Regions from separate parts of the Homo sapiens genome. Here region 2 is linked to region 1. Evidence: chromatin loops called from intact Hi-C (ENCODE). Cell type or tissue: chondrocyte. All regions are shown on one strand. Links, peaks and the distances in the headings refer to the core of each region. The heading gives the core; the rest is flanking DNA. Region 1 overlaps LINC03153 (long intergenic non-protein coding RNA 3153). Region 2 overlaps H6PD (hexose-6-phosphate dehydrogenase/glucose 1-dehydrogenase).

Region 1 (16,387 bases), core at 3,456-11,455:
GGGCAATGGATTCATCTTTTTTTTTTTTTGAGACGGAGTCTCGCTCTGTCTGTTCCCCAGGCTGGAGTACAGTGGCTCGATCTTTGCTCACTTCAACCTCTGCCTGCTGGGTTCAAGCGAGTCTCCTGCTTCACCTTCCTGTGTAGCTGGGATTACAGGCATGCACCACCACGCCTGGCCTGGATTCACCTTTAGAATGCTTTCCCTGGACTGTAGAAAATAGGAGTGAACACAAGAACCTGGTGGTGATCTTTCAGGAGAAAGATCCTGCTTGGACTAGAGTTGCAGCAGGTGAAGTGGGAAGCAATGGTTGGATTCAGGACATGTGTTTGGAGGGAGAGCCAACAGGCTTACTGATGGGTGGGATGACTGGTATGAGCTGGTATGAGCTACTGGTGATAGCATTTGCTGAGATGGGGAAGACAAGGAGGGGAATGGAGCTGGAGAATGAGGAAGGTGGCAGGTTGGAGATGCCTGCTAGACCTCCAGGGGGAGGCAGAGAAGTTGGTTGGGATTACAAGTCTTGGAGGTGGGAGGAGAGGTCAGGCTGGAGACAGACATCTGGGGGGTGATATTTAAAGCAGCAGAGCTGGCTGAGACTGAGGAGAGAATGTGCCACCATTGAGCACAGACGTGCAAGGAAGGAAATGGGCGATTTCCTCATCAATACTCTACTCCGGTACATACAAAATACTGAATGTGTTTCAACAATTAAAACAATGAGGTTGGCCAAGTGTGGTGGGGGATGGAGGGGGGTGGGGTGCCGCGGGGATCACTTTCACTCAGGAGATCGAGACCAACCTGGGCAACACAGCAAAATCCCATCTCTACAAAAAATACAGAACCTAGCTGGGTGGGCTTGGTGGCATGCTTGTAGTCCCAGCTACTCTGGAGGCTGAGGTGGGAGGATCACTTGAGCCCAGGAGGCAGAGGTTGCAGTGAGCTGAGATCACACCACTGCACTACAGCCTGGACGACAGAGCCAGACCCTGTCTCAAAACAAAACAAAAAACCAATGAGGTTGATCTACAGTGTATGTACATCGTGGAAAAGTGTCCATAATACAGAAAGTGAAAAAATCAAACCTCTGAACCATGTGTGTAATAGTCCACCTGCGTGTGTGCGTGACTGTGCATCTGGAGTCTGCAGAAGGGCATGACCACGTGGTTAACAGGTCAACAGCGGCTCCCTCTGCAGAGGGAGCTGGAGGGAAGACAGGAAATGGAGGGATTTGCTTTTGCTTCTCTACACATTGCTTGGATATTTTATTTATTCCTTCATTTTATTTCATTTCATTTTGCTTTGTTTTTAACAAAAGGCATGTATTCCTTGTAGTGTACAATTTCCGGAGCCCACACCTGTTTGCCTGTAGCTAGGACTCAGATCAGATACATTAAAGGATGGCCAGGCAAGAGGCAGTGACATCCTGTGTTCCCTGGGGCAGTTCCTCCCTCCTCCGCCTAAGAACCACAATCTAGGTAGACCCCCTAGAGGGGCTGGGAGGATCCACTCTTCTTTCCCTTTTTTAAGGGGAAGGGTTTGTTTTGGGAGGAGTTCTTTTGTTAGTCAGAGTGGCCCAAGGGCTCCAGAGGTAAATACAAGCACTCCACTCTCTTCAGTCTCTTTTTACATTGCCTTCCCCAGTGGGGTGCTAAGGGCTGGCCAGGGCATGCTTCCACAAGTTCCTTTGATTATTTAGAAAAAGGCTTACATAATTCAACCCGAAGGACTCTGAGAGGTGAATCGAGTGTGCAGGAATCAACTGGACAGTGGCCGAACAGGAAGTTCAAAACTTGTGAATAGCGTTGTTTTGATTAATTAACCATCTCAGTCTCCCAGGGAGGGGTCTCTAAAGACTGGGCAGTAAAAAAAGCAACAACAACAACAACAAAAAAACAACAAAAACCTCCCCAAACTGTGCAGTAATGTCTTTGCCTGCCCTGGAGGGCCCCTTGGGTAGGTTTTATATGAGCTCGGGTGTCTTGAGTGAGTCCACCATCTGGGAGGCAGGCAGTGCCAACTCAGGGGACTGCAGTGGATGGGAGACTGTGTCAGGGGTGACCCCCAGGGGACCCTGGTCCACTGGTTGGCCAACTTTGTTGTTGTCATCTCTGAGGTTGGGCTGATTGAAAGTGGCCGACAGCCGCCCCGTCCGGGAGGTGAGGGGCGCCTCTGCCCGGCCGCCCCTACTGGGAAGTGAGGAGCCCCTCTGCCCGGCCGCCACCCCGTCTGGGAGGTGTACCCAACAGCTCATTGAGAACGGGCCATGATGACAATGGCGGTTTTGTGGAATAGAAAGGGGGGAAAGGTGGGGAAAAGACTGAGAAATTGGATGGTTGCCGTGTCTGTGTAGAAAGAAGTAGACATGGGAAACTTTTCATTTTGTTCTGTACTAAGAAAAATTCTTCGGCCTTGGGATCCTGTTGATCTGTGACCTTACCCCCAACCCTGTGCTCTCTGAAACATGTGCTGTGTCCACTCAGAGTTAAATGGATTAAGGGCGGTGCAAGATGTGCTTTGTTAAACAGATGCTTGAAGGCAGCGTGCTCGTTGAGAGTCATCACCACTCCCTAATCTCAAGTACCCAGGGACACAAACACTGCGGAAGGCCGCAGGGTCCTCTGCCTAGGAAAACCAGAGACCTTTGTTCACTTGTTTATCTGCTGACCTTCCCTCCACTATTGTCCTATGACCCTGCCAAATCCCCCTCTGTGAGAAACACCCAAGAATGATCAATTAAAAAAAAAAAAAAATAACCAACCAGTAGCCCTTGGGGCTGCTCTATGGAGTAGCTTTTGTTTCTCCTCTAATAAACTTGCATTCACTTTACTCTGAAAAAAAAAAAAAAAAAAAGAAAGTGGCCCAAAGACCCAGGGTGATTAAGGTCTCTAGAAGATTCTTGCTATTCTCACTGAGTATTTTAAAACTACATTTTACTACATGGGAAACTCCTCAGAAATCATCCCAGTGTTCTTCTTTTTTCTTCTTCTTCTTTTTTTTTTTTTTGAGACTGAGTATCGCTCTTTCGCCCAGGCTGAAGTGCAGGAGCGCGATCTCGGCTCACCACAACCTTCGTCTCCCAGGTTCCAGCGATTCTCCTACCTCAGCCTCCCGAGTAGCTGGGACTACAGGTGTGTGCTACCACACCTGGCTAATTTTTGTATGTTTACAAAGATTAAATGGGGTGACAAAAATTAGATGGGATTTCACCATTTTGGCCAGGCTGGTCTCAACCTCCTGGTCTCAAGTGATCCGCCATCCTCGGCCTTCCAAAGTGCTGGGATTACAGGTGTGAGCCAATGCGCCCGGCCATCCCAGTGTTATTCTTACTGATTGCTGTGTGTGTGTGTGTGTGTTTGTGCGGGGGTGGGTGGGTGTGGGTGTGTTTTCTTTTCTTTAAAAAGTTTTTAAAATTTGAGTCAGGGTCTTGCTCTGTTGCCCGGGCTGTAGTGCAGTGGCATAATCATGGCTCATGGCAGCCTCAAACTCTTGGCCTCAAGCAATCCTCCCATCAGCCTCCCCAAATCCTGGAATTTAACAGGTTGGCCAAGAGCAGTGAGCCATTCATTGCACCTGACCGTGTGCGTGTTTGCTAAAAAGTGCAGATAACTTACTCCCTGGTTTGTTTTCTTAGTGAGCTCATATTGTCTACCTTCTAAAGACCAAAGCGTCAGGACTGCAGAGCCCCATTCTGGCTTTGGCAAACACGTGGAGTGAGACTGGTTTCCACCTGAGAAATAACCCTTCTGGTTTCCCTCCGAGCATGCTCCTCTCCTGCGCGTTACCTACGTGGTAGGGAGATGGTGTTGCACACTGCAGAGGCTCACCCCATAGAGGGAGAACTTCCTAAACTGAGCTGAGTCCTGGTGTCCCGTGAAACACTCTACAGAGGGTGCCTGGGGGTGTCTTTCTCGGAAAAGACTCCCCCAGGTAGTGAGGAAGGCAGGACCTGGCAGAGGGAGAACCCAGTGTTGCTGGAACTGAGGCCGTTTCTGCAATGAAGCTCTGGTCCCAAATTGAGACATGAGGTCTGGGCCTTTGCATCTCTGTTTCTTTTCACTTTTAATTTTATTTTTTCTTTTTTTTGAGACGGAGTCTCACTCAGTCGCCCAGGCTGGAGTGCAGTGGTGTGATCTCGGCTCACTGCAACCTCCGCCGCCCGGGTTCAAGTGATTCTCCTGCCTCAGCCTCCCGAGTAGCTGGGATTGCAGGTGCGTGCCACCACGCCGGGCTAATTTTTGTATTTTTAATAGAGATGGGGTTTCACCATGTTGGTCAGGCTGGTCTCGAACTCTTGACCTCAGCTGATCCACCCACCTCGGCCTCCCAAAGTGCTGGGATTACAGGCGTGAGCCACTGCGCCCAGCTCTTTTTGCTTTTCGAAAGTATGGCTATTTGAAAATTAAAATGACATCCAGGGCTCACTGGATTTGCTCATACAAAGGCAGGGGCATCTAGACCACAGAGAGTAATCGGTGCTGGTTCAATGGCCTTGAACACTACTCATTTTATCAATGAAAAATCATTCTTAGCTCTCATTGTGCTAATTAACAAACCATCTGGTGTGGATTGGAGATAGAGCTAGAGTGGCTTTTGTTGAGTCTTTCAAATGTAGGTTCTAATCACCCCTGGAATTTCGCGCTCCCAATTCCGCAGCGCTGACTGCCCCTAGAAAGCAGGCTGAAGCTAAGTGACACGTACAGTTGGTGCTGAGGGTTTTTGAAGTAAATTACAGGCACGCTTTTCAAGCTCTGAGCTCTTGAGAAGACCACTGAGCTCAAAGTTAGTCCAACAAATAATGTTCATCATACACAGCATCTTCTGTTTAAGAAGGCAGGAAATTGGCCGGGTGCGGTGGCTCACACCTATAATCCTAGGACTTTGAGAGGCCGAGGCTGGCAGATCACTTGAAGTCAGCAGTTCGAGAGACCAGCCCACATGGCGAAACCCTATTTCTACTAAAAATACAAAAAATTAGCCAGGCATGATGGCGTGTGCCTATAGTCTCAGCTACTCGGGAGGCTGAGGTTGAGAATTGCTTGAACCCAGGAGGCGGATGTTGCAGTGAGCCCAGATCATGCCACTGCACTCCAGCCTGGGCGACAGAGCGAGACTGTATCAAAACAATCAAGCAAAAATGGTTGTTGTCAACACAGTGGGTAACATCTGAACCAAACAAGCCAGGAAATTGAGCACTTGGTTTTAGAAAACTTTTCATCCAAAAAGGGTTAACAGATTTATAATGTGAGTTTAAAGGGGTCATCTCGAGTTTTCAAGAACATTCATTTATGCCAAGCAGCTCCTTCTCCACTGATATCAAAGATATTTTACTGTAGAGGGCACCAAATACACCCCTTCATTATTTTCTCCTTTTAAAGAAAACAGGACAAATTAGTGACCTGGAAGGTTTGGATAAAAACACATCAGAGAAATCATTGTTTTGAGAGTTCTTTTCAGCTTAATTAATTCACATTGGCTGCTCAAATTCATTTTAGGTCTGGAGGCGATTTTCAAACAAAATGTTATGACAGAGATCATAACAAAGATTTGGAGCAAAGATTTCTGTTTGCTGAGCTGTCACTCAAGCTAAACAGATAGCAACAGGGAATCTTTAGGCAAATTAACTTTCCCCTGAATGGGTTCTTTTATCCTGTCCATCTGCATTCATTCCCATGGGTACTTCGAGACCGAGCTAACAAGTCAGATATACATAATAAAGAAAATTGCTCAAGGGAAAAAAAAATCAACTGTTCATTTGGGAAAATGTGGTGCTAGTCTAAATACAATTCTCTATTAATTTCAAGGGGTCTAAAAATCTATCACCAGTTCTTCAAAAAGTTAAACAGACTTATCCTGTGGCCCAGCAATTACATTCCTAGGTACGCACCCCGAAGAACTGAAAACAGATAGTCAAACAAATACTTGCACACAAATGTTCATCGCAGCACTATTCTCAATAGCCAAAAAGTGGAAATTACTCAAAATTCCATCAACAGATGAATGGAGAAACAAAATGTGGTATATACGTATACAACAGAATATCATCCAGCCGTGAAAACAAATTAACTACTGATGTGTGATACAACGTAGATGAACCTCAGAAACATGACCTTAAGTGTTAAAAGCCAGACATAAAGATCATGATTCCGCTTATGTGAAATATATGAATGATCCCCTTTATACGAAATATTCAGAATAGGTGAATTTATCAAGACAGAAAGCAGATCAGTGGTTGTCAAGGGATGGGGAGGGGGGAATGAGGAATGACCGCTAATGGGTACGGGGTTTTCTTTCGGGGTGATGAAAATGTTTTGGAACAAGATAGAGGGGCTGGTACGCAGCATCTGTGAAGGTACTAAATGCCACTGAAGTGTACTTTTTAAAAACGTTAATGTGGTGAGGTGCGGTGGCTCACGCCTGTAATCCCAGCATTTTGGGTGGCTGAGGTGAGTGGATCACCTGAGGTCAGGAGTTCGAGACCAGCCTGGCCAACATGGTGACACTCCGTCTCTACTAAAAATAGAAAAAAATTAGCCAAGTGTGGTGGCGGGTGCCTGTAATCCCAGCTACTCAGGAGGCTGAGACAGGAGAATCACTTGAACCCAGGAGGCAGAGGTCGCAGTGACCCGAGATCTTGCCATTGCACTCCAGCTTGGACAAGAGCGAAACTCTGTCTCAAAAAAAAAAAAAAAAGTTAATGTGTCCAGCACAGTGGCTCAAACCTGTAATCTCAGCATGTTGGGAGGCTGAGGCAGGAGGATCACTTGAGCCCAGGAGTTCGAACCAGCCTGGCGCACAGGATGAAACCCTGTCTCTACTAAAAATACAAAAATTAGCCGGGCATGGTGGCACGCGCCTGTAGTCCCAGCAACTTGGGAGGGTGAGGCAGGAGAATCACTTGAACCTGGGTGGTGGAGGCTGTGGTGAGCTGAGATTGCGCCACTGCACTCCAGCCTGGGTTACAGAAGGAGACTATGTATCAAAAAAAAAAAAAAAAAAAAAAAAAAAAAAAAAGTCCGGGCGCGGTGGCTCACGCTTGTAATCCCAGCGCTTTGGGAGGCCGAGGCGGGCAGATCACGAGGTCAGGAGTTTGAGATTATCCTGGCCAACATGGTGAAACCCTATCTGTACTAAAAACACAAAAATTAGCTGGGTGTGGTGGCTCGTGCCTGTAATCCCAGCTACTCGGGAGGCCAAGGCAGGAGAATTGCTTGAAACAGGGAGTTGGAGGTTGCAGTGAGCCGAGATCACACCACTGCACTCCAGCCTGGCGACAGACTGAGACTCTGTCTCAAGAAAAAAATATATAAAAAAAGTTGCTCGTGCCTGTAATCACAGCACTTTAGGAGGCCGAGACGGGAGGATTGTTTGAGCCCAGTAGTTCAAGATCAGCCTGGGCAACATAGCAAGACCCTGTCTCTATAAAATAGGAAAAAAAAGAGGTTAATGTTGTATTATATTACTTTAATTTTACCCCAATATGAGTTTGTAAACAAATCAAGTTCTCTGTAAACAAGTATTTGATGGTCTGGAAAATGGGATTGCCTCAATATCCAAACAGCCGTTTCTGGGCAGCTTCCTGACCATCCGGTAGGTTTCTTGGTCCAGCCCTGAGTCTCCTTGGCAATGCATCAGGGAGACACCAGGCTCATTCCTCTTTCCTCGTGGCTTCCATATCTTTCCATCCCTCAGCCCTCCGCAGAACCAGCTGTTTGCGGTCACACCGTGGATCTTGTATGAAGCAAAAACAAAAAAAACAGGGCCAGGCGCGGTGGCTCACGCCTGTAATCCCAGCACGTTGGGAGGCTGAGGTGGGCAGATCACTTGAGCTCAGGAATTCAAGACCAGCCTGACCAACATGGTGAAACCCCATCTCTACTAAAAATACAAACATTAGCCAGGCACGATGGCTCATGCCTGTAATTCCAGCACTTTGAGAGGCCAAGGTGGGTGGATCAAACTCCTGAGGTCAGGAGTTTGAGACCAGCCTGACCAACATGGTGAAACCCTGTCTCTACTAAAAATACAAAAATTAGCCGGGCATGGTGGTGTGCACCTGTAATCCCAGCTACTCGGGAGGCTGAGGCTGGAAGATGGCTTGAACCTGGGAGGCAGAGGTTGCAGTCAGCCAAGATTGTGCCACTGCACTCCAGCCTGGGTGACAGAGCGAGACTCTGCCTCAAATACAAAAACAAAAACATAACAAAAATTCTGCACAGTATTTTTCTGACCACTGGGTGTCATGAGCGTACAATAAATGCTTCAGCTGGAAAAACTGCATATTTACAGGACTGCCTTCAATATGGTGGTGGTTCTCCTGACTGCAGGGGATGCGGCAGCAAGTAATAAACCCTTCAAAAGTTGCTTTGTTTTTGCAAGCAAGACATTGAGAAGCAGAGAAAATGTAGACAGTTGAAGATAAACAAAAACACAGCACTGGCTGCTTCTTTGCGTTTTCCAGAATATTTCAGTGGAGCAGCTGTTACGGGAGGAATATAAAAATCTAAAGTAAGGCTGGGAGCAGTGGCTCACTACTGTAATCTCAACACTTTGGTAGGCTGAGGCAGGAGGATTGCTTGAGGTCAGGAGTTCAAGACTAGCCTGGGCAATATAGCAAGACTCTGTCTCTACCAAAGCCAGAAAAAAAAAATCTAAAATAAAGTATTCTTAGGGACACCTCTCAAGAATTGTAACTAAGAGGTGGGCAAGGTGGTTCCTGCCTGTTGTTTCAGCTACTGAGTTTCAGGCTGCAGCGTGCTGGGATAGCACTTGTGAATAGCCACTGCTCTCCAGTCTCGGCAACATAGCAAGACCCTGTCTTTAAAAAAAAAAAACAGTTCTGAAAGAAAAATGAGCAACCTTGAACCCTTTGGCCTCAGACAGTACAGGGCTTGCTCACCTAGAAAGTTAAAATAAAGAAAGTGGGCCGGACATGGTGGCTCACGCCTGTAATCCCAGCACTTTGGGAGGCCGAGGCGGGTGGATCACCTGAGGTCAGGAGTTTGGACCAGCCTGACCAACATGGTGAAACCCCATCTCTACTAAAAATACAAAATTAGCCAGGCATGGTGGCACGTGCTTGTAATCCCAGCTACTCAGGAGGCTGAGACCAGAGAATTGTTTGAACACGGGAGGTGAAGGTTGCAGTGAGCCGAAATTGTGCCACTGCACTCCAGCCTGGGCATCAAGAGCGAAACTCCTCAAAAAAAAAAAAATAAATAAATAAAATTAAAAAAGCAAGCAAGCAAGTGGTTGCTTATTGTCACTATTTATATCCCAATGACTGGTCTTTTAATTTTACTAGAGAGCAACTTCCTTGTCAATTGCCCTGAACAGAGTTGATCTCACTTCAGAGCAGTATGATTATGAATTTTCAGCTCTACCAAGTTTTGGCATCAGCATTTCCTCATTGATAAAAGTACTCTTGATTTCTTCTCTCAGCTGGGGTAGCTCAGAGAGGCCTGAATGTGCAAACCAGTACCTTTATTTATTCTTCTTGGCTGTGGAAAATCGTCCATTATAGGAATATTGTTAACATTTTTTTTGGGGTGGTGGGGGTCGGAGTCTTGCTCTGTTGTCCAGGCTGGAGTTCAGCGGCATGATCTCGGCTCTCTGCAACCTCCGCCTCCCAGGTTCAAGTGATTCTCCTGCCTCAAGCTCCTGAGTAGCTGGGATTACAGGTGTCTGCCACCATGCCCAGTTAATTTTTGTATTTTTAGTGGAGACGGGGTTTCACCATGTTGGCCAGGCTGGTCTCGAACTCCTGACCTCAAATGATCTACCCACCTCAGCCTCCCAAAGTGCTGGGATTACAGGTGTGAGCCACCGTGCCCGGCAACGTTTTTTTATATAATGTTTTTTTGAGATGGAGTCTTGTTCTATCGCCCAGGCTGGGGTACAGTGGTGCAATCTTGATTCACTGCAACCTCTGCCTTCAGGGTTCAAGTGATTCTTGTGCCTCAGCCTCCTGAGTAGCTGGGATTACAGGCATATGCCACCATGCCCAGCTAATTTTTGTATTTTTAGTAGAGATGAGGTTTTGCCATGTTGGCCAGGCTGGTCTCGAACTCCTGGCCTCAAGTGATCTGCCTGCCTTGGCCTCCCAAAGTGCTGGGATTACAGGTGTGAGCCACAGTGCCCTGTCAACTTTTTTTTTTTTTTTAAGTTAAGAATGAAGGTCAACAAATTAAGTTGGAAGTAAACCGGGGCTCTTGATAGGTTAAATCTAACACATCCAAGGACACCAGGGTCATTTATACCAACAGGGTCTGTCTACAAGTTATAAGGTTTTAATGTGTTTTATTTTAGAGATGGGGTCTCGCTAAGTTGCCCAGGCTGTATTTGAACTCCTGGGTTCAAGGAATGCTCCTGCCTCAGCCTCCCAAATAGCTGGGACTATAGGTGTGTGCCACTGGGCCCAGCTTAATTGTTCTTAAAAGCCTATCTATGTTCATGAAGGTCAAAGTGTTGAAATCTGGCCATGCAGGGTGGCTCACGTCTGTAATCCTAGCACTTTTGGAGGCTAAGGCGGGCAGATCACTTGAGGCCAGGAGTTTGAGACCAGCCTGGCCAACATGGCAAAACCTCATCTCTACTAAAAATACAAAAATTTAGCTGGGCATCATGGCATGCCCCTGTAATCCCATCTGCTTGGGAGGCTAAAGCAGGAGAATCACTTGAACCTGGGAGGGGGAGGTTGCAGTGAGCTGAGATCATGCCACTGTTCTCCAGCCTGGGTGACAGAGTGAGACTCTGTCTCAAAAAACAAAAAACAGGCTGGGCGTGGTGGCTCACGCCTGTAATCCCAGTACTTTGGGAGGCCAAGGTGGGCCAATCACCTGAGGTCAGTGGTAGAGACCAAGTTACCCCTCCCTTCCCCCATAAGCCTCACAAACAGCTCTTGTAACTCCTCTGTGAGGCTGCTAAACCACTATAACTTCCTCCTCAGACTGCCCCCATTACCCGTCTTCTTTGTTCTATTCCAGTGATTGTTTTTGCAAAATTCCAAAACAGACCCAGGCAAACAGACCCAGGATATAGTCCCACCTGGAAAATCCCCAAGCCTCACCCCCTATATCAATCCCCTGCTTTGCTAGCTCGGGGCTGCCTCCTCTGACTATAAAGGAACAGCCCGGCAGGTTAACAAACTTGCTGGCCTGACTTTGGGTCTACTTGTCTTATCTCTCGGCAACCCTTACATTTTAGTGCCGAAACCCGGGAAGGGGATAGGCTCTGGCTGGACATCCTTAAGGGACTCTCCCTCTCTCTCTCTCTCTGTCTACTCCCCATCGCCATCACCCCTTCTCCCAGCTGTCCTCCCCTTCCCAAACCTGCCAAAGACCCGAAGAATCTCCTAGACTCTACCATTGCTGGCGACTGCATCCACCATCAGGGCCTCCACAGGGGTCAGTAAGAGAGACCCTTACCATTTACCTGGAATCCTTGACCGACTCTTTCTTGCCCGAAAGACCCAGCGCTGGGTCAAGGGCTTCCTCCAGCCTCCAGGCCTTTAGTTCCTCCATCTCGGGGATGCCTGATTCGGGGGTTACCTCCCTTCTCCTGGCACGATCGGCAGGACAGGGGATGCCTTCTCCTGCCGTTCTTGTCATCGGCAGTCTCTTCTTCCTCTACCCTCTCCTTCCCTTCACCATGGGAGCCTCTCAGTCTACCCTTTCCAAGATTACCCCCTTCAGGTGTCTCCTGCGCAATCTCAATGCTCTCTGCCTCTGTTCAGAGGTCCGTCCTAAGAGGCTTATCTTTTACTGTAACACTACATAGCCTCAATATAAATTAGACAGTGGTTCCCAATGGCCCGAAAACGGCACTTTCGATTTCAGTGTACTCAGGGACTTAGATAACTTTTGCCATCGCAATGGAAACTGGTCTGAGATTCCTCATGTCCAGGATTTTTTCACCCTCTGTTGCCATCCTTCTCTTTGCCAGTCCTGTTCAACCTTCCAAATCCTCCCTGCCTGCTCCAAGCCTGACTCGTCTTCTGCTTCCCTCCCATCAGCTCCAACCGACGACTCCTCTTCTTTTGACCCTGCTGACTTTTCCATTCCCCAACCGCGCCCTAATCCTCCTCCCCATCACCCCGACCCTCCACCGTATGCCCCTGCTCCAGCTCTGTCCCCTTCTCCTCCTCTCTCAAACCACCTGGCTTCAGACTGTAAGTCCTCCCTGTCTCCACTTCTTACCTGCTCCCGGACCCGGGATGCCCTTCCTTACTCCCGCTCCGAGAGGTCGCAAGAGCTGAAGGAATTGTCCATGTCCATGTTCGTTTCTCTCTTACTGATCTTTCCCAAATCAAAAAGCATCTTGGGTCCTTCTCCTCTGATCCCAATACTTACATCAAAGAATTTAAATATCTCAGCCAGTCTTATAAACTTACTTAGCATGATCTCTATATTATTCTCTTCTCTACCCTCTTTCTGGAAGAGAAGGAAAGAGTGTGGCTCTCGGCCCAGGCACATGCCAATGACCTCCATCAGGAAGATCCTACTAAGCCAGTAGGGGCTGCAGCAGTCCCCCAGGAAGAGCCTTCCTGGGAATAGCAACCCACAGACCCCAGCCGAGCGTCCTGAAACCATATGGTTACTTGCCTCATTGTAGGCCTTAACAAAGCTGCTCACAAAGCTGTAAACTTTAAAAAAACTCAAAGAAATTTCCCAAAGAGCAGATGAAAACCCTGCTGAGTTTCTTTCCCACCTTACAGAGGTTCCCCAAAAATATACCTGTGTTGATCCTACCTCCTGTAAAATGACTATTGTCCTCAATACTCATTTTATTTCCCAATCAGCCCCAGACATTTGGCGCAAACTTAAAAAGGTCGAGGATAGCCCTCAAACCCCACAGCAAGACCTCCTTAACCTGGCTTTCAAAGTCTTTATAACAGGGTTGAGCAAAATAAATTAAATAAAGCCCAAAGAGATTGTGCTAAATACCAGCTTCTAGCAGCGGCTATCTGTCAGCCTAGGCATAGTACCGAAGGGCACAAAAGATCTGATAGCAGCATCCCTCGCAGGCCTTGTTTCAAGTGCAGCAAGGAAGGCCACTGGGCGGGGGCATGTCCTAATTCACGAGTACCAAAGAGCCCTTGCCCGGTTTGTCAACAGATAGGTCACTGGAAATCTGATTGTCCCCTCAACAGTCAGACAAACCTGTCCCTCCAGACCTCCACCTCTTCAGCAACACAAAGGGCGAAGAGCCGCTTGCACTCTTGCAGCTCCTTGGCCTGGCCACTAAAGATTGACAAGGCCCAGGGCCCCCGGCCCCATCTGCCATCACTGCATCAGAGCCCAGGGTAACTCTACTAGTGGCAGGTAAGCCAATCTCTTTTTTAATTGATACCAGGGCCACCTACTTGGCTTTGCCTGAATTTTCAGGACCCACTCATCCCTTCCAGGTCTCAGTTGTAGGGGTTGATGGACTTATTTCTCGTCCACGTGTCACCAGGCCTCTCACCTGTTCCCTGTTTGAAACTGTCTTCTCACACTCTTTCCTTATCATGCCTTGCTGCCCAATCCCTATTTTAGGACGAGATCTTTTAGTCAAATTCAAAGCGTCTATCACTTCCTCCAGTCTCCCTCCACCGGAGTCTCTCCTGCTTCTCGCGCTACTTCAGCCCCTGACCCCTCTCCCCAGTACCCACTTCCCGCCTCCCTTGTTGATCCAATTATGTATGACACCACCACCCCTTCCTTAGCCACTCACCATGACCCCATCAAAATTTGGCTCAAAGACCCTTCCAAATTTCCCAATGTCCCCCAGTACCCTATTTCTCTGACTCACCAAAGAGGCCTACAGACCATCATAAACAAGCTCCATGCATGTGGTCTTCTTAGACCAACACGTTCCCCATATAACACCCCCATTCTCCGTTAAAAAATCAGATGGCTCATACTGACTTGTCCAGGAACTCTGAGCCGTCAATCAAGCTGTCCTCCCTATTCATCCCATAGACCCCAACCCATATACGCTTCTCTTTCTCATCCCTCTGACACAACCCATTACACTGCTATTGACCCAAAGGATGCCTTGCTCTTTCGCCAGGCTGGAGTACAGTGGTGTGATCTCAGTTCACTGCAACCTCTGCCTCCTGGGTTCAAGTGATTCTCCTGCTTCAGCCTCCTGAGTAGCTGGGACTACAGGTGCCCACCACAGCATCTGGCTAAATTTTGTATTTTTAGTAGAGATGGGTTTTCACCATCCTGGCCAGGCTGGTCTTGAACTCCTGACCTCATGATCCACACGACTCGGCCTCCCAAAGTGCTGGGATTACAGGTGTGAGCCACTACACCCAGCCAAGGATGCCTTCTTCACCATTCCTTTATACCTGGATTCCCAAGACCTCTTTGCTTTCACCTGGACTGACCCTGACATCCTCCAGTCACAACAACTCACATGGACTGTCCTCCCTCAAGGCTTCAGGGATAGCCCTCATTTCTTCGGACAAACTTTCACCCAGGACCTCACCTCCTTAGACCTCTCTCCTAGCCGTCTCCTTCAGTATGTGGATGACCTTCTCCTTTGCAGCCCTTCTCTAAAAGACTCTCAAACTCACACAGTCACTCTTTTAAACTTTCTCGCTGCCAAAGGGCATAGAGTTTCCCCTTCCAGGGCTCAGCTCTCCATCCCCAAAGTGACTTGCTCAGGAGTTCAACTTTCTCCTGGGGCCCAGGCTATGACCCAGCCTGAGCAGCACTCATAAACAATCTGCCCCCGCCTTCCTCCAAAGATGAAATCCTTTCCTTTCTAGGGCTGGCAGGCTTTTTTAGAATACAGATTCCCAACTTTGCCCTTCCGGCTCACCCCCTCTATGAAGCAGCCAAAGTCCCCCTCAATGAACTCCTAAACCCCTCATATAACATACTCCCCAATTTCCACAAACTCCAAACCACTCTTCTCACTGCACCGGCTCTGTCCTTACCTGATATCACCCAACCTTTCACTGTCTGTACTGCCGAGAACCAAGGAACAGCCCTCAGTGTACTAGGGCAACAGAAGAGAAATCCTCCTTCCTTTGCCCCTGTAGCCTACCTCTCTAAACAACTCGATAACACAATCAAAGGGTGGCCTGCTTGTCTTAGGGCTTTAGCAGCAGCAGCCATTCTAGCTCTAGAAAGCAGGAAACTAACATTCGGACAAAACACCACCATCCACAATCCTCATAATCTACAAGATCTCCTCACCTCCCGAGCATTAAGCTCCCTTCCTCCTTCCCGGATTCAATCACTCCATGCTCTCTTTATCAAAAATCCTGAATTCAGCCTTGCCAAGAGTGCTACCCTCAACCCAGCATCCTTCCTGGGAATACCTTACTCCCTGTATCCTCTTCCCCTCCTACTCATTCTTGCACTGAAATCCTAGACCACCTGCAGCCACATTTCCCAAACATTTCCTCTGAGACTCTCACCAACCCTGATGACCAGCTATTCATAGATGGCTCCTCTTCTGGGACCACTGGCTCCCCCAAAATTGCTGGATACGCAGTTGTTTCTCTTGACTGAGTAATTGAAGCCAAGCCCCTACCTCCAGGAACCTCCTCCCAAAAAGCAGAACTTACAGCTTTCACCAGAGCCCTAACCCTTTCCAAAGGCAAATGAGTCAACATTTATACAGACTCCAAATATGTCTATCACATCCTTCATTCCCACACCACCATCTGGCAAGAGAGGGGATTCCTTACTGCCAAAGGGAACCCCATCACTAACGGCCCCCTTATTTACCAACTCCTTCAGGCTGTACACCTGCCAACTCAAGCAGGAGTTATACACTGTCAAGGACCCCAAACAGGATCAGATAACATTTCAAGAGGGAACAGAAAGGCTGATGAAGCAGCAAAAGAAGCCTCCCTTTCTTCTGCCCCTGCTTCTCTCCTCCTCATTGCCCCTGCAGTCCAACCCCAGTATTCCCTCACTGAGAGAGCTTCACTACTACAATGAGGGTCTCTGCCTTTATAGACAAAGCCCTCACCCTCGCCGGAAACTATCCTACCACCTTAGCTAACAGAGCTACCAAACTCCTCTCCACATGTACTGCCAACTACAACTGCTCCAAGCTCCCTCACCCTACCATTCAAGGCCCCATAACCCTCGACACCACTAGAATTGGCCAAGTCCCCTTATGTATCACTTCTTCCAATAGACACGTACACATAGGCACCGTCCCTCCTTCCACCTGTAATTCAACCCAAATCATCTTTCACCCGTCTTCCCACACCTCACTCCGAGTAGATTATTCAGTCTTTCCTGAAGCCAACGGTCTCCTCACTCAGCCCCTTCACATCACCTCTCCCCCGGCCTCTCAGACATAGAAACTCCTTCCCCAAACAGGGGTTCTCAAAGAGGTCTCTCTCTCCTCCTCACTCTGGGTTGCCGAAGCCAAG
Region 2 (16,387 bases), core at 3,352-11,351, 330 kb after region 1:
TGAGTGCCTCAGTTTAGGCTGAACACTAGCCCAGGTGGTTTGCTTACCTGGGAGAGGTTGTAGCCACTGGCCCAGACACTGTTGTTGGTCCTCACCTTGGGTTGGTCACTCACTAGGACCCTCTTGGACATGAATTTTGAGAGAGATGAGGAAGAGGCGGGGGCGGTGGGAGGGGGGGTCTGACGTCAGGGTCAAGAGGCAGATTTGGTCCCCTCTATAGCGGTGCTGGAGAGGTCATTGGGCATGTCATGCAGTGGCTGCACAGTCAGTCCCAGCTCCCCTGCTTTCTTACCCTGGGACCTTCATTGACCTGAGCCTCAGCTTTTCCATTTGCAGAATGGGAGGACTGTCACAGAACCCCATGTGGTTCTTTCAGGATTCTTGTCTGGATTCATTGAGCTCTAATACACATAAGTACTTAGTGCCAGCACTAATCATTTGCTGGTATCACTCTTCCAGGATGACACCTACCACTCGGTGCTTAATAGGTGATAGGTACAGGCCTCAGCTCATTATAAGCATGAACTCCTTTTATCCTTATAACAACTCTGTGCTGTAGGTACCGCTATTACCCCCATTTCAGGTGAGAAAACTGAGGTACAGCCAGGTTAAATAATTGTGCACTTACTAAGGGGTTGAGCTGGGATTCAAACTCAGGCAGTTAGTCTGGAGTCCATGTTTTCTGTCACTATGCTGTAGCAGTTATTAGTCATCACTTGGTAGTTGGAGCCCAGTGGACATGGAGAAGAGGCAAGTGAGAGGAGGTGGTCCTGCCCTCTCACTGTTCCAACTGTCGCCTGAGGACCTGCCACTATACCTAGGCTGGGGCTGCCCTGCTTGTCCGGGTGACCTGTGCTCCTAGAAGAGACTGGCCTTGGTCATAAAATGGACAGCTCCACTCCCAGGCCTGCGGCCCTCCCTGGTGGCCTTTGCCGCTTTCCTATGCTCCTGGCAGCAAAGTGGTTCATCTCTAGCAAGTGGTCTCTAACTTTCCCAGGCAGAGTCCCTGTCTACAGGGCAGGCTCCCTACCCACTGACTTCCTGGAACAGAAGCCAAGCTGTCAGGAGGGAGGGACAAGCTGTGGGCTTATAACATTTTCTTAAGAAACACGTGGTGGTTTCTTGCCAGGCAGGAAGTGTTTGTTTCCACATCGTAGCCACCTGAACCATGTCTGATCCTTCCTTGTTCCTCGTCTGTCTCTCTTTGCACCCCAGGCACCCAGGCATGTGGAATATGCTCATAGTGGCGATGTGCTTGGCCCTTCTGGGCTGCCTGCAAGCCCAGGAGCTCCAGGGACATGTCTCCATAATCCTGCTGGGAGCAACTGGGGACCTGGCTAAGAAGTACTTATGGCAGGGACTGTTCCAGCTGTACCTGGATGAAGCGGGGAGGGGTCACAGTTTTAGCTTCCATGGAGCTGCTCTGACAGCCCCCAAGCAGGGTCAAGAGCTCATGGCCAAGGCCCTGGAATCCCTCTCCTGCCCCAAGGACATGGCACCCAGTCACTGTGCAGAGCACAAGGATCAGTTCCTGCAGCTGAGCCAGTACCGCCAACTGAAGACGGCCGAGGACTATCAGGCCCTGAACAAGGACATCGAGGCACAGCTCCAGCACGCAGGCCTCCGGGAGGCTGGCAGGATCTTCTACTTCTCAGTGCCACCCTTCGCCTATGAAGACATTGCCCGCAACATCAACAGTAGCTGCCGGCCAGGCCCGGGCGCCTGGCTGCGGGTTGTCCTTGAGAAACCCTTTGGCCATGACCACTTCTCAGCCCAGCAGCTGGCCACAGAACTCGGGACCTTTTTCCAGGAGGAGGAGATGTACCGGGTGGACCATTACTTAGGCAAGCAGGTGAGCATCAGCATGGAGCCTGCCAGGGCTAGGGTGAGCTGGGCGCTGGTAGACCCCAGCAACAAAGCCGCTCGCTCATTGTGGAGCTAGGCCCCAAGGCATTGTGAACTCAGAGCTCCCATGGTCTCCTTGAAGGTGGGCAGGAGGCGAGCGGGTAAAGGAAAGACAGCAGCAGGGCAGGACTGTTGGGTCCTTGTCCATGTGTCTGGCCTCTTTTGTCCTTTGCAAAGCCCCCGTTCTCGTTGTTTCCCAGTCTGGGCTCTGGCTTCTCACGGTTGCCCTGCATCCCCTGTAGCGGTGGCTCAGCAACTCTGGTGTCTGGATCTGGCTTCCTGTTGGGTGTGCTGTGGGAATCAGAATGAGCTCTCTTCTCCTGCACCCATCCACCTTTTTTTTTTTTTTAGACAGAGTCTGCTCTGTCACCAGGCTGGAGTGCAGTGGCATGATCTCGGCTCACTGCAACCTCCGCCTCCTGGGTTCCAGCAATTCTCCCGCCTCAGCCTCCCAAGTAGCTCGGAGTACAGGCGCGCATCACCATGCCCGGCTAATTTTTTGCATTTTTAGTAGAAATGGGTTTTCACCATGTTGGCCAGGCTGGTCTCAAAATCCTGACTTCAAGTGATCCGCTCACTTCGGCCTCCCAAAGTGCTGGGATTACAGGCGTGAGCCACCGCACCCTGCCCCATCTACCTTTTTTCAAAATGTTTTTCTTCCTGAGTTCTGTTTTGAGCCAGAAGGTTGGCAACAAGAGCTTAAACCAGGGAGCAGTAGGACCTTAAGTCCTGGGCAGGAGCATGGGTTAACCTCCTGGGTGACACATGTCCGTTGACCAGTTCACTCAAAATGCCTTGGAGGCCCTTGGGGGCATCCTGCCCCAGGAACCCTGGCAGAGAGTGCAGCAGCCCTGTGTTCTGGTACGTGGTGCGGGTGGGCATAGGCAGTTGTTGAGGACAGAGACATGGCCTTCCATCCCACCCTGCCTGGAGTTGCCCATAGTAGGATTCCTAAATAGGGGTCCTCAGAACTGGGCCAGTCCTGGGGAGGTTTTCACTTGTTTATGGCAAGATGAGAAGAAATACAGAATGTGCTCAATTCAGAGCTTTTCTTTGCTACATTTTTGGTGTTAAACCTATCTTTATTTTATTAAAAATTGATTGTAATAGAAGATAGGTAATTCTAACTTTTTTTCTTGGCAAAATACAAATCTGGTAACCCTTTGGAGGTCACTTGCAAGTTTTTGGAACCTTTACTGGCCTGTGAGATCGTGAAGTCCAGAACTACTGCTCAGAGGGCATCTTCTGCTCTGAGCAGGGAATAGAAAGGTCAGAGCCCTTCCCGGGAGTCAGGGTTCCTCCTTCATCGTGAGAGTATCCTGCAGCACGCCCAGTCTTCCCCCCCCGACAGGCTGTGGCGCAGATCCTGCCTTTCCGAGACCAGAACCGCAAGGCTTTGGACGGCCTCTGGAACCGGCACCATGTGGAGCGGGTGGAGATCATCATGAAAGAGACCGTGGATGCTGAAGGTGTGTGAGTGGCCCTGCGCACTCGGTCCCCCAGCCTCTGCCTGCCCGCTGTCTGCGGTGAGGCATGGGGCGCTTCTCAGAGGGAGGTTTTCTGTGGGTGTGTGGTCTCCCTTCGAGCCTGCCGTGTGCCTAGCTCTGAACCGGGCTAAACCCCAGGGTGCCGGCTGCAAAGCCCAAGTAGCCATTGCTGCCCATGAGGAGCGTATGGTCCAGAGAAGTAGGCCTGGCACAGAGGCGGGAAACCACTGGCACGCGGTAGAGGCTGGAGTCTCCCTGAGGTCCCCCAAGTTTTTGAGTGCGTGGAGACCATGGGAACTGCGTGAGGGCTTCCCCGACTGTGGTGCTTGCAGCCGTGGCGCCCCCTGCCTGGGGCACTCCCCCTCGCGTCCCCCTCACCTTCTGACCCCTCTCTCGCTTGTTAGTTCTCAGCTCCATGGCCCTCCAGGAAGACTTTCTGAGCCCTGCAGGCCCACTCCCCTCACCCTCACGGCGCCACACACCTCCCTCCCCTGCCCTGCACAGTGTTACCCTTGCCTCGTCCTTGTCCACCCTGTCTCTTCTGCCAGCCTGTAGGCTCCAGGAGGACACCGCCTCTCCCGCACTGCCACACACCTCAGACACACTGAGTATACACCCGGGAGGCGGGGGCCCTGCGTCATGCCCACCGCTGCCTTCAGCTGGGTGGCCTCAGCATGTCACTCCTTGCAGCTGTGAGATGAGCATGTCCTGTCGGTGAGGACAGCTAAGGTCCCTTAGCTGGCATTCTGTGATGGTAGCAAAGTTTTGGAGCATTGACCGTGAAGATGTAAAGCACTGGCTCTTGCCCAGTAACGATAAGAGCTGAAGTTTACTGTGTCCCCAGTCCCCAGCCGCCAGGTGAGGTGGGCGCTGTTACTAGCCTCCTTACAGATGAAGATGGTGGCGAGCCCACAGCCCCACAGTAGAAGGCGGTGGAGCCTGATCCTGGGGGCAACAGTCTGGCCCCAGCACTCAGGCCTGGCGCCGCTGCGCTGTGCTGCCAGCGCTGCGTCAGTGGCCAGCTCATCCCCGCGGCCGCTTTCTGCAGCTGCAGCGGGAGCACCCGAGGCCACTGCCCCCCCAGCCCCCGCAGTGCGTGCCCGCCACAGGGCAGGGCCCAGAGCCCTGGACCCAGGGATGGGCCAGGAGGTTTCTCCTCTTTTTCTCTCTCCCTTGCTCTTTCTCTGGGCCATTTTCTCTTTTTCTTTCCCCCGCCCCTTGGTTTCTCTTCAGCTGCTTCTCCCTTCCTCTCTGAATGTGTATTTAGTGCCAGAAGCTCTCTGCGGGGCCGAGGTGCCACAGTGAGGTACAAAACTCAGCCTCTCAGATATGGCTCCCTAATACTGCCCAGATTCACGGGTGCTGTGGGGGGTGATGATCTCATCACACTGGCTGGTGGGACAAACTCCAAAATGGAGCTGGGCGCAGTGGTACACCCGTAGTCCCAGCTACTCGGGGGCAGAGGCGGGAGGATCATTTGAGCTCAGTAGTTGGACACCAGCCTGGGGAGCATAGTGAGCCTCCGTCTCTGAAAAAGAAAACAAAATGGGTGATGGGTGTTGCAGGCAGGCAGCGTGGTGGGGGGACAATGTGGGGGGTGGGCGGGAGGCCAGGCAGGACTTCCCAAGCCAGGCCTTGAAGGACATTGCTGGGTTCGAGAAGGCACTGGGTTTCTCTACTTCAGAACCCACAGCAGAAAAGAGGCCCTACCCCCTGCAGTGAGCCTTCATGGGTCTCAGGGAATCGTCCTCCAGCCCTTCCAAATTTCCCTCCCAGTCCTCAGCCAGGGCGCTGGCCGTGGGTTGCCCCCCGTGCCTGTCTGTGCCTGATCTCCCAGCAGGCACGTGTGCTGGGCCTATGCCTGCTTCATCTTCAGAGAAGTGAGCTGCACCTGGTGCAGAGAGCCTAGAGCAGAATTGGAGGGGGTCCTGCCCCTGCTGAAGCCAGCGGGCCGGCGCTTGCCCTTCTCTACCTGGACTTGGCCCCATCCCCAGCGAGGCTGGGAGACTCCTCTCCCCTTTCTGGCAACTCCTTCCTATCTCCGCCCTGGGCTGGGGAAGAGCCATGATGTCTGGAGTTACCTGTTGGTACTGTTGCCTCTTAGTTCTTCCAGCCCTCCCACCCTGTTTCCTTCTTGGTATGTGGTGTCATTTGTGGGTTGTTTGTAGGTCCCATGGAGCCAGGGACCAGGCAGATTGCAGGCCCGATTATCCTAGCAAAGGTACTTTTGGATTTTGAAGAAAGAAACACGGAAGATATGAAAGACAGACAGGTGGAGCTCTGGGCAGGTCTGTTTGCCGGGACAGTCTGAGGATGTTGGGTTTGAACAGCAACACAACAGCCTGGGCTGGCTGTCCTCAAGGTCCAGGAGGGAGAGGCACCTGGAGCCCTGTTGTCACAGCTGCAGGGACTAAAGGAGGCCCAGCCTTGCCTGCCATATGGGGCTCTAGGGGAGGGTCCGCCGCTCCTAAGCTCCAGAGTCCAAGGCCTTTAGTACAGCTGGGCCCTGTACCTTCAGCCCAGGGGCAAAGGGAGCCTCAGCGCAGGACAGGCAGTGGGAGATCCACTAGTCCTGGAGGCTTGCAGCCTGTCGCGGTGAGACCAGAGTGGGGCTAGTTCAGTCCACGTTCCTTGTCAGAGGTGGCCAGCAGGACTGCAACTGTCCTGGGGTTTGGCCCTCACTGGTTGGCTTGTTTACCTGCCATTTACAAACAGGTCCTTGATAGCTCGTAGCAGGGAGGGACAGCCTGCTGCTGAGCCCAGCCCCCCAGCAAGTGGGCCTTGGACACAGGGTGCTTTGGCAACAGAATGAGCTTGCTTGCTGCCTCTCTCAATTTTGTGTGCCTGCGTGCCAGGGGACACATTCTTTCTGCATTCCAGGAAGGTGGCCTGGTACAGCCCTGCTGGCCCAAGCACTGCTCTGTGCTGTCCTCTCTGAGTCCTGCTTTGGAGCCAGTCCTTCAGGGGCCTCCCACCTGTGGTTCAGACTGGAAAGAGGGGACAGGCACCGCAGACCTGCAGCACACCCCAGCATGGCCAGGAGCCCTGTGCCCAGCACAGCAAGGCCTAGGCTGCCACTGCTGTCCCGGGTGAGGGCGGGAAACAGGCAGGAGTAAATGCTGCCTCCTACTGGAGCTTGGTGGACTTGGCAGGCGAGTGCTGCTGCAGTGGGGCTCAGCATGGGCAGAATGTTTCCAAGGCAGGATTCGGAGCCCGCGGTCTGACTGCTAATCAGAGGGGTCAAAGTGCACGGCAGGCCATTCTCCCCCACTCCCCACCCCACACACACCGCAGGCCATTCTCCCCCACTCCCTACCCCACACACACCGCAGGCCATTCTCCCCCACTCCCCACCCTACACACACCGCAGGCCATTCTCCCCCACTCCCCACCCCACACACACCACAGGCCATTCTCTCCCACTCCCCACCCCACACATACCACAGGCCATTCTCCCTCACTCCCTACCCTGTCCTCTGCCCTGCCAAGGGTTCTGGTGGATCCCAGCTGCTCTCCACCCCTGCAGTGGTGCAACCCTAGCTGACTCCTAGGCAGGAGTGGCACCTGCGTAACCGAAGCCAGCACCCTGAGTGCTGGGAAGGGAGGGGCTGCAAGCCAGGCCTGGGAAATGGAGCATTCCCGGTCCAGAGCTGCTGCAGGCCCCGGGAAAGGGACTTCTGAGCTGCAAGGTCGTTTGGATGTCTTCCCCCACCCGCATCACACACATCTAAGTGGGTGGAAGCCGGCTTCCCCGGCTCCCTCCCCTCCATCCTCCATGCTGGGTGAGTGTTGTTTTTTTTTCCTGCTGCAGCCTCTGGCCCAGAGGAGTTTGCTGCAGAGTCAAGGCTGCTGCACAGGCCGGAGGGGGTGGGGAGGAGGAAAGGAAGACGCGATCTGGTTCCCAGCTCCCTCTCAGCCTGACCTGGGGTGCTCCTCCTGTGCGTCCCAGTCCGTGAGCCCCTGAGAGTCACAGCCCCCCTGGGTACCCTGGCTGGGGTCTCGAAGCAGCATGGGCCATAAAAGGAGAGTCACTGAGCCTCCTTCATCCCAGAGATGACCCTGGCTGGCCCTCATCATGGCATCGGGAGGGCTCTGCAGACAGGCGGGCCCATGTGATTAATGGGCTGTGTTCAGCTGTCTGGGTCCGGCTGCCTTTTCTGTCGGGAGTGCTGGAATTGGAACTGAGGTCTTGGCACCTCAGAGCCTGAGCCTCTAACCACTGAGCTCCACAGCCTCCCCAGCTGGCCAGGCCCTCAGCAGTTGGCCTCCCTGCTGGAACGCACTCAGGGCCAGTCTCCTTGCTGCCCTAGTTTCCCCTCTGTGTAGAAGGCCTGCTGTTGTTGTTGTTGTTGTTGTTGTTGTTGTTGTTGTTAGAAAGAAGGAGGGAGACTTCCTGAGGACATCACTGCTGGGAGGGTCCCTGTCCTGACATGGGGGAAAGGAGCCTGATGCTTGCCCACCTCTGAGGGCTGGAGTGACCGTTCAGTGCCTCTCACCGAGGGACCAGGGCATCCAGGGTCCTTCCAGGCACACACCAGCTGTCCCGCCTTCCAGCCTGGTGTGCCAGAAGGGGCCAGGAGCTCACTCAGCAGGGCCGGTTCCCCTTCCCGCCCCCTCTGCAGAGCTGTCTGCAAGGTGAGCCCAGGGCAGCTGCCGGATCTCCTGTCCAGAGAGAGCACCAGCAAGCACACTGTGCTCTCCTTGGCCCTCACCTCTTTTTATTTTTAGTAATCCCAGAAGGTGTTGATGGGGATTGCAGCTGGCTCTTAGTTGTCTTTTTTTTTTTTTTTTAATCTATTTTTGTTGAGAAAACCTGGATTTCCCACAATGTGGAAGCAACGAGGAAGGGGTTTCTGGTCCCGGTTCTGAAGGCTGTGACCTTCAGCGCACATCTATACAATGCTGATAGCCCCGGCACCTCTCTCTCTCGGGTAGTTCTAAGGATTAAATCAGATAATGCACACGGAAATACGTTACAAATGGAAGTGTTGTTGTTCTTCCAAGTTTGCAAGGAGAGGCAGCGGCAGTGTTCTTGCAGTGTGTCTGAGTTCCACGTGACTTATATTGGATTATTATATAAATCCTGTAATTGATCTGTCATACTTTTATGTCCATTCTTTATGTCATATTTCTCTCTCACATATACATACACAGTTGTATACATACTTAAATCTCTATGTATTAGCAGTCTGCACAACATATACCTTTTAATATTTATATTTCTGTTCAGTTCTGTTCATACCACAGAATATGTGTTATAAACTCTTTTATTAAGCTTTTTGGTTGTTTCTAGTTTTTTGCTATTTTATTATTATTATCTTGGAGTCTTGTTATGTTACCCAGGCTGGTCTTGAACGCCTGGTCTCAAGTGATCCTCTCTTGCTTTAACCTCCCAAATAGCTGAGACTACAGGAGTGCCCCACCTCCCCGGCTTCTATCTTAGATGGTACTTTGTGAGCTTTTTTTAAAATTGAGATACAATGCACATACCACAAAATTTACGCTTTTAAAATATAAAATTAAGTGGTTTTTAGTATATTTACAAAGTTATGCAACTACTATCTAATTCGAGAACATTTATGAGCATTTTAAAAAACATATTCCCTTTAAGTATATACTTCGGCAGTAGAATGACGGGGCCAAAGGGGAGAAGTGCTTTCTAGCTGTTACTCTCTGTTATGAGTCTGAGCAGCACAGCTGGCGGGCACAGCCATGGCCCCCCTGCTTTGTCATCCTCTGACCTTGGACGAGCTCTGGATGTGCACAGGTGGGAGCCAAGTTTACAGGGGGTCTTTCCTCCCAGTGTCCACCCTGGTTGTGCTTTTCTCTATCCTTTTCATATACTGATGGGTTTCAACCCTCAACTTTCAACCCGGGAAAATACACTAGGAGCCAATATAGATCATTTTTAGGAGAAATCAGTCCACAATAACGGGCAGTAACTAGAAAAGATCAACATCAGCAGGAGGGCCAGCCCCTCGCCTCCTGTCCTTGCACTCAGCTGCATGGCCTCTTCCCAGGGAGGTGCCAGGCCACAGTCCCAGTCACTGCATTAAACTCTGAAAAGACGGAGCCAACCAGGCAAAGTCCATAAATCTACAGGCCGTGTTAAACACAGGCGCACCCCCTGAAGCTTGAAATTAAGGAATAAAGGAAGCTCTCTTTTACCCAGCAGGTAGTAAACCCGTGGAATGCATTCTTTTTGAGAATTGAGAGAGGATAAAAATAGGAAAGGGGCCGCTTAGGGATTCGCTACATTAATGAATAGTAAGCAGATAACAGGGCTTTTAGGGACTCTGTTGTGTTCCCTTCATCAAAAATTCATCTGTTTTTAAAGCTTTAAGTATGCTGTTGACATATAAATCCACTGTAATTCATTGATTGGAAGACATTTTTTTCATATTTGGACGTCTCTGAAGTTGGGTTTATCCTTAATAGGGTGACATAGTGGAACTGGAAACCCTTTTCTTTCTTAGGGGTTATAAAACAGCGATGCTTCCGCCACTGATGGCATTTCAGGTTTGATGAAATCCAGTTTATCTCCAGTGTGCGTTGTCTCCCCAGGCCCTAGTTTATACCTCCAGCCGCCTTTTAGATCATTTCATGGGGTGTTGCACCATCCCTTCAGATTCAGCAGATTTAGAATGAAAACCATCACTGCATTTTTCTCATGAAATACCAACTGTGTTTTCTAACCTCTTTATTTCAAATGGGAACAGTGCTCTCTGAGTGACCAGGCTGGTAGCCCTTCTCTTACAGCATCTGTCATAAGAAAAATTCCAACCAGTCTTTATCAGTGTTTCCTGTGTGCTAGCCACTGTTCCAAGCCCTGTGTGGATATTAACTCCTTCAGGCCCACAGAAGCCCTGTAAGGGAGGTGCGGGGATTGTTGCTTGTTCGTATGTGAGGTGATGTCAGTTGCTGGAGATCACAGGGCTGAAAGATGGCAGAGCCGGTATTTAAACCGGGGCAGGCTGGGCACGGGGGCTTATACCTGTAATCCCAGCACTTTGGGAGGCCGAGACGGGTGGATCACTTGAGGTCAGGCGTTCAAGACCAGCCTGGTCAAATGGTGAAACCCCATCTCCACTAAAAATACAAAAATTATCCAGGCATGGTAGTTTGTGCCTGTAATCCCAGCTACTCGGGAGGCTGAGGCAGGAGAATTGCTTGAACCCAGGAGGCGAAGGTTACAGTGAGCCAAGATCGCGCCACTGCACTGCAGCCTGGGTAATGGGGAGACTCCATCTCCAATAAAATAAAACAAAATAAGATAAGATAAAATAAGATAAAATAAACTGGAGCAGCCTGGCTCCAGAGACCACACTCCAGATCACAGCTCTGTACCACCATTCAAGGATCCAGCCAGTCACCAAGTAGTTTGTATTCATCTGCTATAATAACTTCTTTGCAGTTCACTGTGACTTCGTTCCCTCCTACCTTTGTTACTTCCTTTGATGGCAGCAAAGGCTGCCTCACTGATTTCACTACCACCAGTCCCATCCTGTTCATCTTGGAGGTCGCAGACAGCTTCATCTTCCTGAAGTACCTCTTTCGTGCTTCTGCTTCCCTGTTCTAAAACCTTTTTTAAAAAGTTTTATTGAGCTGTAACTCACAAATCCTACTACACTTTACCCAGTTAAGGTGGACAGGCCAGTGAGCTTTCGTGTATTCACAGAGTTGTGTGTCAGTACCACAATCAATTTTAGGACATGTTCATCACGGCAAAGGAAGCCCTGTACCCCTTCGTTGTCATCCCACAATTTCCCCCTCTCCCCAGCTCCTGGCAACCACAGAAATGCATTCTCTCTGCGGGGTTGCCTGTTCTGGATATTTTGTACATATAGGATCATACGGTGTGTGGTTTCCATCAGTTAGCATCCTGAGTTCAGAGTTCACCCATGTTCTAGCATGTACCAGCACTTCATTTCTTTTTACTGCTGAATAATATCTTATTGTATAGATATACCATAATTTATCCAGTCACCAGTTAGTGGACATTTGGGTTGCCTCTACTTTTTGGCTGTTATATATAATGCTGCAATGAGCATTCATGTACAAGCTTTTGTGTGGACCTGCATTTTTATTTCTCTTGAGTATAAACCCAGGAGTGGGGTTGCTGGAGGATCATGACTCTGTTTAACTGTTTGAGGCCAATAACTCTTATTTATTTATTTATTTTTTATTTTTTATTTTTGGAGACAGGGTCTTTATCTGTCGCCCTGGCTGGAGTGCAGTGGTGCAATCATAGCCCACTGCAGCCTCGACCTCCTAGGCTTAAGTGATCCTCCCACCTCAGCCTCCCAAGTAGCTGGGACCACAGGTGTATTTCACCATGCCCAGCTAATTTTTGTATTTTTTGTAGAGATGGGGTTTTGCCATGTTGCCTAGGCTGGTCTTGAACTCCTGGACTCAGGAGATCTGCCCACCTCAGCCTCCCAAAGTGCTGGGATTACAAGCATAAGCCACTGTGCCAGGCCTTAGGTCCCTTTCAAATGCAAGATATTCCTGATTTTCCTGTTCTATTATTGCAGGGGAAGGGAAGAATTGTCTTTTTACATTCTCCCGAAAAGGAGAATTGGAAGATTTGGTCACCCTGGGCCCACACTCCTGTGAGGCACCACCTGAATGCACCTGAGGTACTTAACTGTACCTCTGAGGGACACCAGCCTTACTCCATCCTTTTCGCTTTTGCTGGCCCCGGTAGGCATTGGAATCTCTGAGCTTTGCCCTAGACCCCTCCTTCCAGAAGCTCAGCCGGCTTCTTCATTGTGCTCTGTTTCTAAAGGCCAGTGGTGCCCACGCCACTCAACTTCACACCGTTCTGTTGTAGGGTTGAAGAGTGGGTAATTAAAAGGGAAATGTTTTGGTGGTAAGAATTGCAGGCTCTGGGTCGAACTGCCTGGGTTTGAAGCTATTTTTACCTCTTTACCAGCTGTGTGTGACCTTGGGTAAGTTATCCAACCTCTCTGAACTTCAGGTTCCTTATATTTTAAAATAGGGGAAATAGAGGGGCCTCCTTATATGTTGTTATTCTGAGGATAAATGGACTGATCCACAAACATTGCTGGCATCAGTTTCTCTTTTTCTGGATGTCTTCTCAACAATAGCACAAGAACTTGAAGGCCACAACACTACAGAGCTGGGGGATCTCAGCCATTGTTTTCCCAGTGGAGACCACTCTTGGCATTTTGGTTGGCACAGTTGGGCTGGACTTCCTGCTCATTTCAAGGTTTAGTATCCCTGGACAGAGCTGCACCCTCTAGCTCCTGGTTGTTATGGCCGGGGACAGAGTGCCTTCCTACGAGTGGCTGCCGGCTTCATTTCTTGCCCCCCAACACTGGTGCTGCTGTCGGGAATGGCATATCGGGCTGGATTCAGGGCAGGTTGTTCCCCCAGCCATGACCTGGACATGCTTGCTGTCTGGTTGGCCCGAGAGTGCACACCACCAACCTGGTCAGGGCAGGTGCCCAGGACTGGCGCCATGGACCCAGAGTGGCTGCTGGGAGGGGAGCATGCTGGGCTCAGCAGGCCTGAACTTAGGATCTGCTGCTTTTTGTCTGTTGGAATTAAATGTTAACTAGATACTAGGTAAATTTAAAGTTTACAGAATGCATGGAAGAGATACAGAACTATGGTATAAGAAACGGGGATGCACCTACCACCCGTTTTTAAAAAAGAATTTGATTCTCCTGCGTGTCCCTCCCCACGTTCTGACCTATTTCCTCATCTTACACTTCCAAATTGTGGATAGATTATTCCCTCGCTTCTCTTTCTGTTTCCATGCACGCCTGGTTCCCTAAACAACCTGTTGTTTAATTTTGAACAAGAGTCATCCTGTATGTGTCCGAGCATGGATCTTTTTGTCTCTGTGTCCAGCATTTGGGAGAATCGCCTCAGCTCTGTCTTCTGCTAGCTGACTCTTTACAGCTGTTTCTCATCTGTAAGGCCCATCTACTGAATTTCTAGTTTCCAATTATATTTTTCATTTATTGAAGTTCTGTTTATTTTGGTCACTTTATATCCTGTTTTCTTTTTCTTTCTTTTTTTTTTTTGAGACAGGGTCTCATGCGGTGTTGTCCAGATGGGGTGCAGTGGCAGGTTCACAGCTCACTGCAGCCTTGACCTCCTGGGCTCAAGCAATCCTCCCACCCCAGCCTCCCAAATAGTTGGGACCACACTTGGCTAATTTTTTTTTTTTAATTTTTTGTAGAAACAGGGTCTCACTTTGTTGCCCAAGATGGTCTTGAACTCCTGGACTCTGGGCTCAAGTGATCCTCCTGCCTTGGCCTCCCAAAGTGCTGGGATTACCAGCATGAGCCAGTCCGCCTGGCCTATATCCTATTTTCAAGTTAATTTTTATTTTATCAAAGTAATCATGTTGCTTTCTCACCACATTACGTCTTGGAGGTTTATCCGTGACAATGTGTGGATCTTCATTTTCTCTGCTGTCCACTGTCTGAACGTAGTGCTGTGTTAGGGGCTAGGGATGCAGCAGAGGGCAGATGCCACTCAGATGGAGCCTCCCTCGTAGTGGGGAAGAAAGAGAAACAGGCCTGAATTACAGTCAGCTGGGCTAGAAGAAGCCAGGGCCCCTCAGAAGGGGTAGGCCAAAGCTCCTAGAAGCTGAGCCCTTAAGGATGACTGGGAGTTTGCTGGGTGAACAAACAAATCCCAGGTTAGGGGTCCTACGTGCAGAAGCCTTTGAGAAATGATGGCTCCTCGTGTCTGAGGCCAGGCTCTCTCTGTAGGTGAGGGTGTGAGGAGACTTGGGCATTGGAACTCTCCTGCGAGGTGGTATGCGTTGGAACCCTGATCTCTGGGACTGTCCTGTATATTCGAGTCACCGATAATCAGTGCTCACCGGGGTTCAGCCTCAGAGGAGGGAGTGGAGCGGAGCTCGTGGTTAAGCAGTGTCTGCTTCTGCCCCCGCGCCTGGTCACCTGCCTCCTTCCTCACTCGCGGAGCAGGAGTGATCACGGTGCCTGCGTGCAGGGTCTTTGTGAGTATGGGGAGGAGCGGCGCGGGCCGGGGCTGCTGTCAGCGTTGGTGTTGTTATGCTGGTGTTGTTACGTTGCTATTGTTACACCGGTGTTGTTACGCCAGTGTTGTTATGTTGCTGTTGTTACGCTGGTGGTGTTATGTTGGTGTTGTTACATCAGTGTTGTTACGTTGCTGTTGTTACACCCGTGTTGTTACGTTGTTATACCGATATTGTTACGCCAGGGTTGTTACATTGTTGTTACACCAGTGTTATGTTGTTGTTACACTGGTGTTGTCATTCTTATCCCAGTGTTGTTATGTTGTTATGTCAGTGTTAATGTTGCTGTTGTTATGCTGTTGTTACACCAGTGTTATGTTGTTGTTACACCGGTGTTGTACACCATTGTTATGCCGGTGTTGTGTTGTTACACTGGTGTTATGTTGCTGTTACACCAGTGTTGTTACATTGCTGTTAAGCTGGTGTTATATTGTTATGCTGGTGTTGTAACATTGCTGTTAACACCGTTGTTATGTTGCTGTTATGCCGGTGTTGTGCCAGTGTTATGCCGGTGTTGTTTTGTTGTTGTTACGCTGGTGTTACATTGTTACACCAGTGTTATGTTGTTGTTACACCGGTGTTGTTATGTTGCTGCTGTTACATCGGTGTTGTTACATTGTTATGCTGGTGTTGTTATGTTGTTGTTACACCAGTGTTGTTACATTGCTGTTGTTACTCTGGTGTTGTTATGTTGTTGTTATGCTGGTGTTGTGTTACTGTTGTTATGTTGTTGTTACGCTGGTGTTGTTATGTTGCTGTTGTTACATCGGTGTTATGTTGTTATGCCAGTGTTACATTGCTGTTACGATGATGGTGTTATGTTGCTGTTGTTACACTGATGTTTTTTGTTTGTTTGTTTTTGTTTTTGAGGCAGAGTCTCGCTCTGTCGCCCAGGCTGGAGTGTAGTGGTGCGATCTCAGCTCACTGCAAGCTCTGCCTCCTGGGTTCACGCCATTCTCCTGCCTCAGCCTCCCAAGTAGCTGGGACTACAGGCGCCCGCCACCACGCCCAGCTAATTTTTTGTATTTTTTAGTAGAGACGGGGTTTCACCATGTTAGGATGGTCTCGATCTCCTGACCTCGTGATCCGCCTGCCTTGGCCTCCCAAAGTGCTGGGATTATGGGCGTGAGCCACCATGCCTGGCCACACCGGTGTTGTTATGTTGCTGTTGTTACACCAGTGTTGTTATGTTGTTGTTACACTGGTGTTGTATGGTTACACCATTGTTGCGCCAGTGTTGTGTTGTTGTTACACTGGTGGTGGTGTTACAACAACTTGTTGTTACACCAGTGTTATGTTGCTGTTAAGCCAGTGTTGTTATGTTGTTATGCTGGTGTTGTTATATTGTTGTTACGCCAGTGTTGTTACGTTGCTGTTATGCTGGTGTTATGTGGTTGTTACACTAGTATTATGTTGCTGTTATTCCAGTGTTGTTACATTGTCACACCAGTGTTGTTACGTTGCTGTTACAATGGTGTTATATTGCTGTTATTAAGCTGGTGTTACGTTGTTGTTATGCTGGTGTTGTTACATTGCTCTTAACACCGGTGTTATGTTGCTGTTGTTACGCCAGTGTTGTTATATTGTTGTTACACCGGTGTTATGTTGCTGTTGTTACACTGGTGTTACATTGTTGTTACACCAGTGTTGTTATGTTGCTGTTGTTACGGTGGTGTTATGTTGTTATGCTGGTGTTGTTTTGTTGTTGTTATGCTGGTGTTACGCCGGTGTTATGTTGTTGTTACACCAGTGTTATGTTGCTGTTGTTACGCCAGTGTTGTTACGTTGTTGTTATGCTGGTGGTGTTATGTTGCTGTTGTTACTCTGCTGTTATGTTGTTGTTACACTGGTATTATGTTACTGTTGTTATGTTGTTATGCTGGTGTTGTTGCACTGCTGTTATGCTGGTGTTATGTTGTTACTCCGGTGTTGTTACGTTGCTGTTGTTACGCCG

The links. A loop is a pair of places that touch in the nucleus more often than their neighbours do. Peaks named below come from ENCODE experiments on the same cell type or tissue, not always from the same donor. Only the 100,000 strongest peaks of a DNase experiment are listed, where the experiment ranks them.
Region 2: a loop joins it to region 1, with 4 times the contacts of the local background. A loop is called at or near these places in 2 of 110 quality-filtered maps.

The regions. Positions count from the first base shown.
Region 1 is chr1:8,910,033-8,926,419 of GRCh38, forward strand. All of the region lies in intron 1 of LINC03153 (long intergenic non-protein coding RNA 3153), which reads right to left. Among named protein-coding and RNA genes, the nearest start is that of LINC03153, 8.6 kb to the right of the region's middle. In chondrocyte, for the core only: CTCF peaks have their summits at 5,336 (motif pointing right) and 8,238; no DNase peak of the experiment used is centred there.
Region 2 is chr1:9,243,710-9,260,096 of GRCh38, forward strand. It overlaps H6PD (hexose-6-phosphate dehydrogenase/glucose 1-dehydrogenase), which reads left to right. Exons shown (of 5, transcript NM_004285.4): 2 at 1,216-1,852; 3 at 3,257-3,374. The coding sequence starts at 1,226. Among named protein-coding and RNA genes, the nearest start is that of H6PD, 17 kb to the left of the region's middle. RefSeq lists enhancers at 4,801-5,724, 5,725-6,648, 7,573-8,495, 8,758-9,317. In chondrocyte, for the core only: a CTCF peak has its summit at 6,505 (motif pointing left); no DNase peak of the experiment used is centred there.